Regions from separate parts of the Mus musculus genome. Here region 2 is linked to region 1. The links are chromatin contacts, found by Hi-C or POLR2A ChIA-PET in ENCODE. All regions are on one chromosome and are shown on one strand. Each heading gives the region's core, a stretch centred on a gene start or an enhancer-like site at or near the end of the contact. The rest is flanking DNA. Distances are from core to core; before and after follow the strand shown.

Region 1 (7,434 bases), core at 2,079-4,578:
ATTCACCAGACTGAATTTGCTAAGCTGGATACTGGGCTATGACAGACAACTAAACGTCCTCTCTGCTTATTTTGAATGAAAGAAGAATTTCCCAAGAGATAAAATCACCATTTTCCTTAAAGTCACATTCTGCTGGTGCTGTTTGTCTCACCCACTACTTTGGGTGGTGGGTCAGCTGGGTTGCAGGACGGTGGATCAAGTACAGTGGAGCAAAGTTATTTAAAGTTTGCCTATGAAAGGAACCCCAGAGACTATTTTTCTTTTATCTTTTTGTTTTCCAAAGAGGTGCTGATGGTTGCTAATTGTATTTACAAAATCCAGCATTGTGGTGCTGGCCTTGAATAGGCAAAGAGAAACAAGTAGGCAAGGTGAAGATCATGCCCCAGATGGCTGGAGACGCCACACTGGAATGTGAGCCAAGTCAGCTGGGCATGGGAATTACATTTTCTCAAACTATACTTTTCTTTCAGGTTGACTAAAGATTCAGGTATAAAATCTGAAAAATTTCAAATGTCTAGAAGAAAATGCAGAGAGATGTAATAATACAAATTACATAATATGAGAATTTAGAAGGATGTAATAATCTTAAATGCAGGCTTTCAAATGTGGGCAGAAACCTTAATAAAAGTTCGGTAGGTTTGAGTACTTAAGTCTTAGAAACTCCGAGGAGAAGCAGAGGCGGCCAGTGTATTAGTCAGGGTTTTCTAAAGAAACAGAGCTGATCATGTGTTTGTATGTAAAGATTTATCAGAGAGGCTTGCAGGCTGTGGTCTGTGCAGCAATGGCTGCCTCCTGATGGAAAGGCTGGGCATCCAGTATCATTCACTCTTGTAGGCTGGATGTCTCCGCTGGTCTTCAGTATATGTGGAATCCCCAAGAAGTGGGTTCTAATACCAATGAATAATGCCCCAGCAGCAGAGTGGATGGATCTGTCAGCAAGAGTAAGAACAAGCAGGCAAAAGACAAAGCTTCCATGCTCTCATGTGGGCCGCCACGAGAAGTGGAGCCCAGATTTTGGGTGTTTGCTGACTCCAGTGTTTCAGATCTAGGGTGGGTCTCCCACCCCAAATGATCGACTGGAGAAAAATCCCCCACAATTGTACTCAAGTTGCTTGGGGTTTAGTTGATCTCCAGATCTATGTAGTCAAGTTGACAACCGAGATTAGCCATCACACTTAGCAAGCGCGCAGTGTGGCTGTAAGTGAGTGAGTGAGTAGGTGGTTTGTGTCGAGGATCACCAGACTTTGGAACTAGGAGGGAGCCGATCCATTGCCTACATCTTTCAGTTGGGATACTGAAGCTCCGAGGTCCTTTACTACCCTGGTCCGTGTGGCTAGACAGGAGGATCTATGCCCAGCTGTAAGCCGGCTGGGAACTTGAGGAGTGGGCAGCTCCAACAGTATGGTTTAGTATAACTCCAAGGAGAGGAGTCGGGATTTGCTGGAGAGCAGAGTGGCAAGACACCGCACTGAGACTGCACTGTGTGCTGGTGAGCTGCGCCTACAATTCCTTGCTATAGTTATATATAATGATCTTGTATATGTAATTTATAAAGGTATACTTTATATATAACATTTTATTTAATATATGTGATTATTAAAAGAGTAAACCATTGCTTGTTGTCTGGAGACCTGAACTATTCTGAGCAGAGGAGCGAGAACCTGGTTCTCTGTATGTCAAGCTTAGTTCATACTGTGTGAGGTTATGTGGGGTCAGACACAAACCAGGAGGTCAGGAGCCCTGTGTGAGGCCATACCAGTGGGAAGGTTTTCTCCAGGTGCAGCATGGGCTCGGCCCTGGGAAGGCTCAGTGCTTTGATGAGCGCCAGAGCCCAGCAGGCTGCCCAGCTGTCAGGTCCTTCAGACTGAGTCAGCAGTGGGGTGTTGGTTTCTGTCAGTTCAGGTCTCAGATGCACTTATTGAGGTTGTTTGTTGTTTGTTTTTCTCTTTTTCCATGACAATTCTAATACATTTCTGTTTGCTCATGGAAGCTCTTATCCCTAGAAGCAGAAAGAAATCTGTTTTGTATATGTTTCTATGTTGTCTCACCAGTACTACCAATGACTATTTGTTTAGTTATGTTCCTTTTTTCCCCCCAAGACAGGGTTTCTCTGTGTAGCCCTGATAGTCTTGGAACTCACTTTGTAGGCCAGGCTAGCCCAAGAGATCTGTCTGCTCCTGCCTCCTGTGTGCTACTACTAAAGGTTGCTATGCCCATCTTAATCACATACTTAAAAATTAGTTTTCTTACGCATGGTGGCTTAAGCCTTCAATCCCAACACTTGGGAGGCTGAAGCAGGAGGATCACTGTGATTTCAAAATGCTAGTCCCATTGTAAGTTCTAGGCCAGCTAGCCTTGGCTATAGTAGGAGACTTTTAAAACCACAAAAACAAACACACATGAAGACAGTGCTTCTGTGTGCTCATAGAAATGGTGGGGAAGTGAAAGACAGGCAAAAGTCACTTCTCCTCCGCAATCCAGAGCTCATTTTTAGTGCACATTTTTAATGCATTCTAAGAAAGAAAATGATTTCCAAGGTGGTTCAGTGGTGATAACAAGGTTTCTAAGAGTTGATAATTTAAAAACAATAATACATTTTCTTGTCTATTACTACTGTTACCCATAAGTTTTCTGCTGCTTTCTCTTTTTTTTTCCTTTCCCTAAATCATCTTCTGCTCAGTTTCATTATCAGTTGTAATTTTGGAACTCATGTGCTCAGCTTTCTTTCTAAAGTAGCTGGTGTTGCTATTTCTTTTAGGGGTGAATCGGGTGCCGGGAAGACAGAAAATACCAAGAAAGTCATTCAGTACCTTGCCCACGTTGCTTCTTCTCACAAAGGAAGAAAGGACCATAATATTCCTGTAAGTCTTTGTGTTGTTGCTTTCTGTCTGCATTTCATTCTTTTATAATAGCAGAGACAAACGGCAACCGTAGCTGCTCCATACGCTGCTCTGGCAAGCAGCTCCTGGCCACACACCCAGCAGCCTCACTCTTCCTTCCATTCAGGAAGAGCCAGGCAAATACAAGGAAATTAACTAGGCTTTCTCATGAGGCAAATGGGAATTATGGCTGTGGCTTGAAGCCCAATTTATAAATTAATGAGCAGTGCCTATGAAGATTTATGTCAACCAAACGAGTGTCTGTGAATAACTTTATGGCTGCTGCCTATAGCAGTTCTGGGGTTAGGGGAGGTCTGTGGGAGAATCAATGGAGGATAAAAAAGATAAAAACACAAAGTATGGGTGTCAGTGAGCCTCTCGGGTTTTGAGATGTGTGGTAGTTTTGGCAAGCCTGTGTGTGCCAGCCAAACCAGCTCCTGCTGCCCGCTGGCTTGGTGCTTTGTGCTAATGTCTGCTTATCTGTTTGTAATGAGCAGCAGGAATCGCCTAAGCCCGTGAAACCCCAGGCAAGTGACTTTCTTTGTGCTTCTCAGTCTTGAGTGCCTGTGCTGATTTCTGTCTTTGGATAGAGCCTCTCCTAGAAACAAGTAGCACTCTTGGCTCTGAGCAGAGTCTGTGCTAAAACGAGAGTCAATGTTGGAAATGTATCGCTGCCATCTTACTCTCCCACGCGAAGCAGCATGCGCTTGTGCTTTCTTTCCTTGCGTGTTCCAGATAGATCTGAGCAGCTCCCCTCTTACCGTGACACTGAAGCGCATGTGTATGAAGTCTTTAAACTTAAGATGATTTCATCTGGCATCTCAGGTGGAATTATCTTACTATTTAACAAGCACATGAAAACTTTTGTTTTGTGCTGTACATTACATTTTAAATTTGGGATACAACCTTGAAAGTTGTACCCTTGGGGATACTCCATTTCTAACCTGTTAAGTTTTTATGGCATTGTATAATTTATGCCTGTGTGTTTTAGCCCAAAGGCTTGCCTTGTTGTATTTAATATTCTCAATAAATTAGAATTTTCTTTGTGCTGGGCTACCTTTTAATCCCAGAATTCCCAACATTGAACAAACCACAGACCAGAGCTGGCTTCCATTCCCTGCTTCCTAGGAGTCCTTGAGGAGCAGGACATGGCTTTGGACATGATCCTCACCAGGGCACTGCAGCAGCTTTGATTTGTCTGTCTTCCTCAAGCATGACGATGTCGTTAATTTAAAGCAAGAAGCGGTGCTGTTGAGTCATGGTTGATCTATTAATACACACAGAAAAGGTCATACAGACCTACATAGCCACAAGAACTGTCACAGGTACTGAGATTCCCAAGTATCTTTCTTAACATTGAAGGTGAGAGAAACTGTCCATCCCAGAGCTCTGTCTACCTGTGAAGGCCTGGGATGCTCTTCGTGACTTCGAGCTCTCCAGGCCAGCAGCAGAGCTTGGAAAAGTTACTGAAGGAAGAATGGTCATGCTATGGGATATGTAGAGGTGTCTTTGGTAGTTAGAGGAGGAGGATGCAGACAAGAACCCAGCTTTTCTTTGTGCATTTGAGGTGCACTCTATGACCTTTTAATCGGCCTGAGCCTGAGATAGCATTAAATAAGCAAGATAAGGAGTTAGATTTTCCAGGTTCTTTGAAACACAGGAGCCATTGCCATTTACATTTTGTTTAGATGTCATTTTAAACTACCGGGCATCCCAGTTGTATGTGAGTAGCACGCATGTATGTGAGACACTTGGATGCCTCAGGAGTTCCAGTCCATCCCTGGAAGCAAATTTTCCCAAAGGAGGAGGCTGCTGCTTTGGGCTCTGCTGTCCCTGCTGGGTTGCACGTCTCTGCATGTGCTCTGTGTGCACAGCCCCAAGACTGCCTTCCCACATTCATTGCTACCTCAGTCAAGTTGCTAGTAGCTGTGTGATGTTAGCAATGTACAAGTATTGGTTCTTAGTTGCTCTCCAACATCCTTAAGAATATGAGCTTATAAAGTAGTCCCCTGGTACCTTGGTGAGATTGGCTCTAGGCCTCTCCTTACTCTCCGCAGATGCCAAAAGCTCAGGTACCATACATAAAATGGAGCCTATGCAGTCTCTTGTGTAATATAAGTCATACAGTATTTATAGTGTCTGTTATAATATGCATGCTGTGTCAGTAGTTGACAAATAGGAACCTATACAGATGCTACTCTCCCCCAAATACTTCCATTGCATTTTTGGTTGAATTTGGGGGTGCAGAGTCTGCAGAGGACTGACCTTACAAAGTCACTATTTGTTTGTTTCTTTTTTTTTTTTTTTTAACCTCCTGCTTTCCTTTCTTCCTCTGGATTCTGAATTTATACTGAACTTTTGTTGGCCAAATGTTGCAATACAATGCATTCTGTACTGTTTGCCCGTTTACATGTACAACTCTCCGTTTTCATATATTCACAGCCACACAATTCAACATCATCACACGTGTAGGGCATTTTCATTTTTTTGCCTTCCTACAAGAAACTCCTCAGTCCCCTGCCAGTCACCTCCCATTTCCTCCTGTGCTGGCAACACCAGTCCACTTTCTGTTCCCTATGTATGTGCCTTTTTTGGACATTGTATATGGATGGGGATGGTTTTCTGGCTGTTCTTTCACTAAGCATAATGTTTTTGAGGTTCAGCCTACATTGTATCATTAGAAGTACAACGTTCTTTTGTCATGGTCTAAGAACATTCTGCTGCATTAAATATGCCCTACTTCAGTGTCCACTCAGAAGCTGGCAGGCACTGGCTTCTAGTTTGGGCTACTGTGAGCATTTGGGCACTTGTTTCGTAGGGACACTGACTGCTCTCAAGCACACCTAGAATAGGATTGCTGAGTCATGTGAAAACAGCAGAGCGATGCCCGAGTGTTTTCATCTGCACGTGGTGATGCCCACACTTTTGAGTATAGCCACCCAAGTGGCACAGCTGCTCTTTTATAGCTTCCTTGAAAATATGAATAAATAAAAGAAACACTGGTTTTCAAATTCAAGTTACAAAAATAAACTTCAAGCAAAGATTTATCTGTGAACCTTCAGATATGTTTTATAACATAATTGAAAGTTATATTTGGCTTTACGCCCTTGGTACCACCCACCAGGCAGCTGCGAGCACAGTACTACTGTGGGTTTTCACCTGACAGGTCGTTCGAAGGCCTTACCGCGTCCATTGCTGCTCCAAATCCCAGTATGGGGCACCTGAGAGTAGATCTGGAAATGACTAATTTTTCAAACTTTACCTCCACTTAAAACAATGCCTTCGAGCCAGTGCACCTGCCTCTCGGCCGTCTTCAGATGACACTGTCCTTCCTCAGTGGCCTAAACTGCCTGAACTGAGGCAAAGGTAACAAAGCAGATAGGGAAACTAGACTCTGCTGTTTGAAACTGGAATCTGATTTTCCACTTTTGTGGAGCACTTGTGCTTGACCCTGCAAAGTGCAGTGGATCCTTGCCTCTACAGCTCATCTTCTACCAAGGCTCTGTTGTCTACTGTAGAATAACACAAGGATATAGTTGTCACCCATGACTGGAAAACCTTAAAACAATATATAACTAAATACTTAGAATTTTGGAAATGATTTAAATAATGTTTGCCCCCACATCTGTAGAGAACATCTGTTGTATCATATAGAATAGAAGCAAAGATGGGAGCTTGCCTAGCTCTAGTGGGGACAAAAAGTTGTCATTGTTCCCTGGTAGTTTTTAGAGATAGAAGTAGCATTTACATAATTAATTTATTAGTTATGACTGTGACAGTAGTTTTAAGATACTAGCTTTGTGTAAGATCTTTCTTGATCTTCCTGATGTCTCCGCTGTCTTAGGAGAGGAACAGTCCCATGACACCATTCGTAAAGCCAGCAGCAGTGACCCAGAATCCTGGTCCACACGTTGACTTTAAAGCTGCAGCGTTTGGGTCACCCCCACTCCCTTCCCAGGCACTACTAGAATGCTTCAGGACTTCTTTTTTTTTTTTTTTAGGACTTCTTATACATTTAGGCTCAAACACTTCTTGCCTGGGTGAGACAGGGAAAGGAACCTGTGAAATATATGTGACCCCAAGAATCCCTGTTGCCATGCTTAAGGGAGGGAAACCAGGGGTGTTGTACTTGTCTCCCCTCTAAATTAGGAAAACACCTTAAAAGAGATTGTCAAACTTCTTATCATAATTTGGAAGGATGGTGCATGATTTTAAGAAATCTGTATTTCAGATCTCTGGCTCATGTAGGCACCTCACTGACCACAGCATCAGTTTCCCTGACAATTTCTGCATTCCAATCCCACAGACTGAATTGAACAGCAAAGACAAGAAGGGGCCTCTGGAGGGTCATACAACTGGTGCAGAATTAGAGTGCTTACAGCATTGCAAGGTCTCAGTCACAACACACTGAGGGGAGTGACTGCTCACAGAGTAGTAACAGTCTTCCCTGTGCCCCAGCTCTGCAGTGTTAGGGGTTGAATCCGTGACCTTGCATGTGCTAGGCAGGCACTCTGCCTCTGACTACCCAGCTGATACCAGACCCTAGTAATAATAG
Region 2 (7,434 bases), core at 2,366-4,865, 35 kb after region 1:
CAGATGCTGTGCTTCCAAGTGTGTGGTAGCCAGGGCTACATAGACCCTGCCTCAAAAACAAAACAAAAAGCAACAGAACAAAATGTAGTCATAGTGTTGGGGAAATATGTTTTCAAGCTTTTAAGGAAAGAAAATGAAACTGCAGTAAAGAGATTTTTGAAAAGCACCGAACAACATATGGGAAAACAGTGACAGGGATTCCTAGCAGCAAACATGGAGGTCCAACGGGCATCAGCTATAACCTGAAGGAATGAGCTTCCTATAGATAGTTTGGAAGTCCAGATTTCTGAAGAGAAAGCAGACACATGGGATACAAGCACACTAAGCTTGAGGACGGCTCCTCGGAGTTACTGACGGCTGAAGGCAGGGACCGGACCCAGACCAGGCTGGAGTATAATCATCCGCCCTGGCAGTGGTTTGTCCCAGTGGCCTTCACACATAGACACATAGACAGCACTGTTGGGCTTTGAGCCTTCGCGTCCCAGATCGCAGCTGACTGATCTGAAAAGGTACCAAGAGAGAGAAATAACACAAAACGTCGGAAGTGCCAGGAAGGGAGTTTTAATTGCTGGCAGAGACTTCCCCTACCACCTTCAATCCTGCATGAAGAGACGCCATCTTAAGATACAGTAGCAGCTACTAATTCGACTAAGACTCAGACTTGCCTTAATTTATGGGGGGAAATTATTTTAGACATGTGTTTAAAACATGACAGAGGATTTTCTGACTCCAAAAGCAGCCCTATCCAGTGAGGCATAAAAAAAGCCGGGTAAAATGGTGCGTGTGGACTGTAATCCCAGAGAAATCACAAGGCCACCCTGAGCTACATAGTGAGACATCTCAGACACTTTCAAAGCTTTAGAGGAAGCTCCTCATAGAAAAGCACTAGGACGGCAAAAACCGAGCTCCCGCTGAGTCAGCAGACTTACCCAGTGGTCACAGCACCCGTTCTGATGCCATCTGAGCTTGGGGATTGGTCAGCCTCAGTCTGCTTAAATGATCGTTTTCAGTGAGTGGGTTTGGTTGTCGGTTGTTTTTTTAGCTTGAGTTTTATCTCCACTGCAAAGTTCAAGGAGCAATATTTCCATACCGCATCTGGCTGACTGATAGTTGACAGGCATACGTGCGTCTTGGGGTCAAGAGGAGCATGGGAAGCACCCTAGGTTTTTGTTTTGTCTGTTGTTGGTTGGTTGGTTGGGTTTTTTGGTTGGTTGTTTGGTTGTTTGGTTTGGTTTGGTTGTGGTGATAGTTGTGGTTGTGATTTGGGTTTTTTCTTTTTGTTTTTGTTTTTTTGTTTTTTTGAAATAGCGTCTCTCTACTTAGCCCTGGCTATAATGGGATTCACTACATAGACCAGGCTGACCTAGTGCTTGATGTTCAAGGGGTACAGTTGCTATGGCTACATGAATAGCAGTTGTCTGTTTTCTTTGTTTTTGTTTTTAAAATCAAACCCACATTAACTCATAGCATCCCCAGCCTCGGCTGATAGACAAGCAGTCAGGCTGGACCACCACCGTCACATAAGTCCCAACATCTACCTGACAGGAAGAAGCCAGGGAACAGTAGCCCCTGAGTGTGGGGAGGGAGGGAGGGAGAGGCCTGCCTGCCTGGTCAGTTCTCCACTAGTACTGGGGGTTGAGAAGGAGGGCTGTCTCCTTAAATCAGTCAGCCAACCTTTCTGCTTCCTGGGGTTGTCCTAAAAATGTCTAACTGCTAAAATTCTTCTAACAAATTGGCTCTAACTACCAATTCCCTCCTGGTTGTAAATCTGTAATTGTAGGGTACATATCATAAAGATGTGTTATGAGGCTGTTTCTGGGAACTCACAGCAGGTCAGTATTCCACTGCTGAGGTGGCTGCAGGGGACCTGTGGCTTGCCTGTCACCTGCTGGCTGGAGGCCCTTGTGAGAGAATGGAGCTTATATGCTCTGCAGCCCTGAGACAGTCATTAGGCTTCCCCACTCTCTGGCTTTTATTAGCCACAATAAATTTCAAATACTTAGTAAGCACTAATATTTTTGGCAGATTGAAAAAAGTCTTTGAAAACATCTTGTTCCTCCTTGCCTCCGAGGTTGTCGTCCCTGGGAAGAGCTGGTTAAGGATCCTGACAGGAGACAACATTATCGCCCTTAGGAAACTGGTGCTGGCAGTCTATAGCAAGAGAGATGAGAAATCCCTTTTTTCTTTTAAATTATGAATATAAACCCATCTAATTCCTGACTGTTTAAGCTTATAGGGTAATAAATTATAGTTCAGAACACTTGCAATTGTTGCACTGTTCTAGGGAACCACATAATAGATCCAGAGCCCACCACCAGCCCTAACGTGGCGAGGCGTGGCAAAGGAGTGGGCCCCGTGCTGTGGCTTGCTGCTGCTGGCTCTTGTGTCTCATCATTTACATAAGAAAAGCCCTTTCCTTATCAGAGTTTAATGAAGTTATACATTTAGTGATGTGCTAAGGGTCATTTAATGATAGGTTTTTCTTAGTGCTGGGACCCAACTCTGAATTTTAAATGGTAGATTTTAAAAAGACAAAACAACCTGAGAGTCTAAAGCATTGGCTTTTGGCAAACCTGAGTCATTTTTTAAAAGTAATCCAGAGCTATTGAATTGGAAATGAGGCAGATGGTGGTGGTGGTGCTAATGTGATTGGATCCTTGGACAGTGTTGGTAATCTGGGCACCATCCCTCCTTTGCGACAAGGTGACCTGTTGTTTTGGTAAGCTTTGTTGTCCTCCAGCATCTATTAAGTAGCTACTGGGTGCCAGCACCATGCACCTAGCCTGCACTGGGAAGGCAGCAGCACTCATCCTGGCTGTGGTCAGAGATCACAGTGACCGTGGGGACAGTCCCCATGGCCCTGAGAGTAGCTGCGGAAATGTCCTCTGGGGAACGCTAAGTCAAGGAGAGAGGCTACCTAGAGCAGTGTGGGGTGTTTTCTCGGGTTTGTCTGCTGAGATGTAAAGGTCAGGAGGGAAAGCCTCTGCACTGTGAGCACTGCGGGGACCAGAGCCTAAGGAGCTCTCAGGAAGCTACGGAATGGGGAGTTAGCCATGTGAGCAGAAAGGATGGATAAGTCCTTGTATCTTGGAGCTTGCCACAGTCTGGCTGGCTGAATGCAAGGTTGTGTGGGAAAGTGGGCAGAGAATACCAGCGGTGAGCACAGAGCAGGCTAGCTACTGCCTCACTGCAACGTGCACCTCCTTGTCTCGCTTTCAGAGGAAGGAGCTGGGGTTTGTTGCAGTTGGAACCTACCACAAATCACACGCTCACTGCTGGCAGTGTCTCGGACTCTGGCTAAAGTTATGCTAACACTTGGACATGTGTGACAGGAGAGGATTAGTGAGGTGGAAGGCCAGAGGAAAGACCCCTAGCGGAGTGTCAGAATCTGTTATCAGAAAGGGCAGAGTCCTGGCAAGAATGGGAAGTTGGGTGGGCAGCTGGATACAAGTACTCAGTGCCTCCCAGCTCCCACCGGGAGTGAGCAGCGCTCACACTGGGACACATGGGGTAAGGCACGGATGAGTGTTGTTCTTATCTGTCCGCTGTCCTCTTTTTCCCTTTTCCAGCCCAGAGTGGTCCCAGGCCCTCATCTGTTTCAGTTTCCCCAGGGGCGCCTGACCTTGAACAACTTGTTGATAATCCCCAATTTATCTATGTTATCCCAGCCTTCCTTAGCAGCAGGCTGCAGCATTCAGCCCGCCCTAGGCAGCTCACTCCATGTCTCTCCATTTTACCCATGACCTCATCCACCAGCCTCTCACCTCAAGCCAGAACCCTAGGAACTGCCCTCAACACGTCGCTTTTTCATACTGAATTAATCATGATCTTCTGTCAGAATATACTTGGACTTTTCTTAGCCATCTCATCTGTGATGTCATTCGTTCGGGCTGCCATCGTCCCAGGAGCAAGCCTGGGCCTTTCTGCCTTCCTGCTGGCTCTGCTCACTGCTCCTCCCTGGCCCCCTCCTGCCCTGCACTTGTTCACCTACTGCCTCTCTGCAGTCTTCATGCATTAAGTGGCAGCGCCCGGAGAGAGATCTCTTAGATCTCTTACCTGCGTTCCCCACTTTGAGATGTAAATATATTTAAAAGTATACTTTGTTCTTTCCCTAACACATGAACTAAGAATGTTAGGTGTCATCATGAGAGCAGATGCAGGATTGTAAAAGCAGATACAACAGGGACTTGATAAGAGTTTGTGGAAGGCAGATAAGACTTTTATGACGTCCAGCTGGGAGAAAATACATGGATCTGTGCTAGGTAGCCAGGCATATGCAATTTAAACTCCTAAATGAACTCTCTTGGCTGAGAGGTGTTGGGAGAAAAGAAGAGGGCTAACTCATTTCTTGTCACATCCTAGACGGGTTTCACATGAGTGTAGGTCCCGAGAGAGTACCAAGATAGATGGATAGGTAGAAGAGAGGTCATCTTGGATCACAAGACTGACTGAGCTGGGGGGCCACTGGAAAGGCTGGAAGTGGGCGGGGCCCTTAAGGCCAGAAGTGAAGAGTCTAGGAGGCTGCTGTGATGGCAACAGGTAAACATTCAGGGTCAAGAAAAACAAGCACAGGTAGTGCCCATTGCCTTAGCAATGGGTGGGTCACTGCCTGGGCAATGCTAGGGGGTGGAGGGTGGGGTGAAAGAGGTGGCCTAGCAGCCAAGTGTCCGAACACTGGGGAGATAGTGGAGGAAGGCGACAGGGACCAAACATGTCAACTGTAGAAAGAAGCAGGGCTCTGGTGATGCAGACAAGAAGTGGACTGATGCAGAGGTGATGGAGGCTCAGCATTTACCGGACAGGAAGGGGTGGTTGGTACTGCAAATGAAAGAAACGAGTGAGTCCTCTGTGGTACTGGACTCCAGGCCACTGACTGTAGCTTTGGGGGAGCAGCTTACGTGCATGGACCTAGGAGCCACACCGCTCTTCCTCATCCATCCTCCAGCTTCCATTCCAGACCCGCCTCGAGGGCTCTCACTCCTGGGCCAGGAGCTCCTTTTCTGCAGAAACCTCCGTGGAAGTCTAGAGTCACCTGAGAGCTTGCACATAGAGTCCCTACCCAGGGCCAGATCCCCAGAGAAATGGGGTGGCTGTCAGGGTTGAGGAGAATATCAGTAACAGGTCAACCCATATTCTGACTTCTTTAAACTATTCAAGAAAGCACATGGCATCTTAGGAAACAGGCATGCTAGTGGCGGCTCCTTCATGGTCTCACCATTAGGAGGGCCTGCTGTGTGGATATGTAAAAACACCACGTGCTTTAATGATCAGGAATGTCTAAGGAAGCTCAGTCCGTGGTTTTCTGCAGTCTTTCCCATTCTGTGGTTTTGCATCACTTGCACTTTGAGGAGACGGCTGAGGTTCACACATTGCTCAAACTCAGAGTGATGTAATCTTCCTGCACTGTTCCCCGGGCTCAGATGACTGGCTCAGTACGTGTGCTGGCTCAGGGCAACTCTGGTCTGTATAACCTGAGCGCATCCACTGAGTGGATCCGTGCAGTCGCTCACCTTTATGTGTATTAGGAGCCATTTCTTCTTGCGAGACTTTTCCCAGCATCAGTTTGTGTATCAATAATGCCAGCCAGAGATCCTTCCATTTGCCAAGTAATGGCAGATCTCACACAGGCAGAACGTAGCAGACAGTGGGTCCCTGAGCCTAGTGCAGTGGACAGCACCTACCCCAGTGTGGTAGGTGGGACTTGTAGGCACTGCAAAATCCTGCCCTATAAGTGTGTGGCTGTAGCTCCACGGCTTGTGCAGTGTCTGAATGTGCTGACTGCCTTTCCTAGACGGCACCTCTACCATCTGTTCACAAAGCTTATGCGCTGAACTATCACTGTCTCCCCTTCCTCCTCAGTCACACTCGGGTCACAGCCGTTTTCTCTCTCCTCTCCCCTCCCCAGTGGACCGAATTGTAGGTCTGGATCAAGTCACTGGGATGACTGAGACCGCGTTTGGCTCTGCATACAAAACCAAGAAGGGCATGTTCCGAACCGTCGGGCAGCTCTACAAGGAGTCTCTCACCAAGCTGATGGCAACTCTCCGCAACACCAACCCCAACTTCGTCCGCTGCATCATTCCAAATCACGAGAAGCGGGTATGTAAGGCGGAGCGCATGCGTGGTGAGGTGATGGAGCCTGGAGGCCGTGATTAAGCTAGAAAACGTGTCTGCTTGGTTAGGCTGGGAAACTGGACCCGCACCTCGTGCTCGATCAGCTTCGCTGTAACGGCGTCCTGGAAGGGATCCGGATCTGTCGCCAGGGGTTCCCCAACCGGATAGTTTTCCAGGAATTCAGACAGAGGTATTTATCGCTGACCTTTACCCTTTTTGTCTGTCTGTCCAAACATACCTTAACATGAATGAGAATGCCGATATGATAGGATGCTTTTCCTTTGTTCCCTGCGAAGGGGAGATCCTGATCTTCCTGCTGTACAAAGCAGCAGCTTCCCCACGCTGAAGAACATACTCAGTCTTCATAGCCCGGACGTTCACTGTAAAATGAGCCGGAAGGTTGGAAACTTAACGTTGTTTCTTCAACCACATCTACTTGGAATTGTTTTTCAAGACAGGGTCTCACTCTGTAGCCCTGGCTGTCCTGGAACTCTCACCCTATAGACCAGATTAGCCTTAAAAACACAGAGATCCACCTACCTCTGCCTCTGGAGTGCTGGGATTAAAGGCAGGCGCACCATCACCAGGCTTAATATATCCTTAAAACACATTTTAAATAATATTTTAAAAAGATAACAATCTAAAAATAGATGAATAATGTATGTTAAAATACAAGGAAAAAGAAATTTAAAATCCTCCAATGAGGATTCCTGAAAATATTTTAGGATGTTTCCATCTTTCTTCAGTAAATGAATCTGTGTGCATATAAATTTTTTCTGTGTGTGTGTGTGTGTGTGTGTGTGTACAATGGCAGACTTTAACAAGAACAGAGAGAAGAATAGACTAGGAAATGATTAAGGTACAGACGGAGCCTGACAGGTTTGCAGTGGAGACTGATGCAGACGGAGTGGGAAGTGCTTGGGGGTGATTCTCTAAAGTTGTTAACAGGGTCGCTTTTCTCCCTTTTTCTTCTGGAAATCAGATCTCAAAGTATTTCCATTGTTGATCCATAAAATAATTAGGGGCTTCCAGGTCAAAGCAGGGTCCTTGGGGCCTGAGTCACCTCACTCACCCTACCCCTCACCCACCTTGGTCTCAGACAAGTCAACTCAAGAAGCTGCTGCAGTCCTTGGTGTCGTCAGGAGCCAGCTGTCTAATAGTCGTCACTTATTTCGGGCATCTGGGGCACCGTGTTATAATGTCCGCCTTTCTGCCTCAGGTTTCCTGAGGTGTGACTGTGTACCCTGAAGTACACATTTCAGCACACAACTCTGAATATGAGTACACCCGGGCCTATGCCTGCTGCATGTCACCCTGTTC

Evidence for each region. A loop is a pair of places that touch in the nucleus more often than their neighbours do. ChIA-PET counts read pairs that join two places held with the same protein, here RNA polymerase II (POLR2A).
Region 2: a map of CH12.LX shows a loop between it and region 1 (2.0-fold over the local background). The contact joins two enhancer-like sites. A Hi-C loop is called at or near these places in 2 of 37 maps with a recorded cell type or tissue (CH12.LX and v-Abl transformed pro-B cells). POLR2A ChIA-PET finds 5 or more read pairs at or near these places in 1 of 5 experiments (embryonic stem cell).

What each region holds. Positions count from the first base shown.
Region 1 is chr11:68,742,559-68,749,992 of GRCm38, forward strand. Myh10 (myosin, heavy polypeptide 10, non-muscle) reads left to right here. Exons shown (of 41, transcript NM_175260.2): 5 at 2,759-2,861. Among named protein-coding and RNA genes, the nearest start is that of Myh10, 54 kb to the left of the region's middle. Within about 2 kb of position 3,329, at least 2 of the 3 ENCODE cell types and tissues checked have a DNase peak (open chromatin) inside an H3K27ac peak, as active enhancers do.
Region 2 is chr11:68,777,201-68,784,634 of GRCm38, forward strand. Myh10 (myosin, heavy polypeptide 10, non-muscle) reads left to right here. Exons shown (of 41, transcript NM_175260.2): 16 at 5,906-6,099; 17 at 6,183-6,304. Among named protein-coding and RNA genes, the nearest start is that of Ndel1, 72 kb to the right of the region's middle. Within about 2 kb of position 3,616, at least 1 of the 3 ENCODE cell types and tissues checked has a DNase peak (open chromatin) inside an H3K27ac peak, as active enhancers do.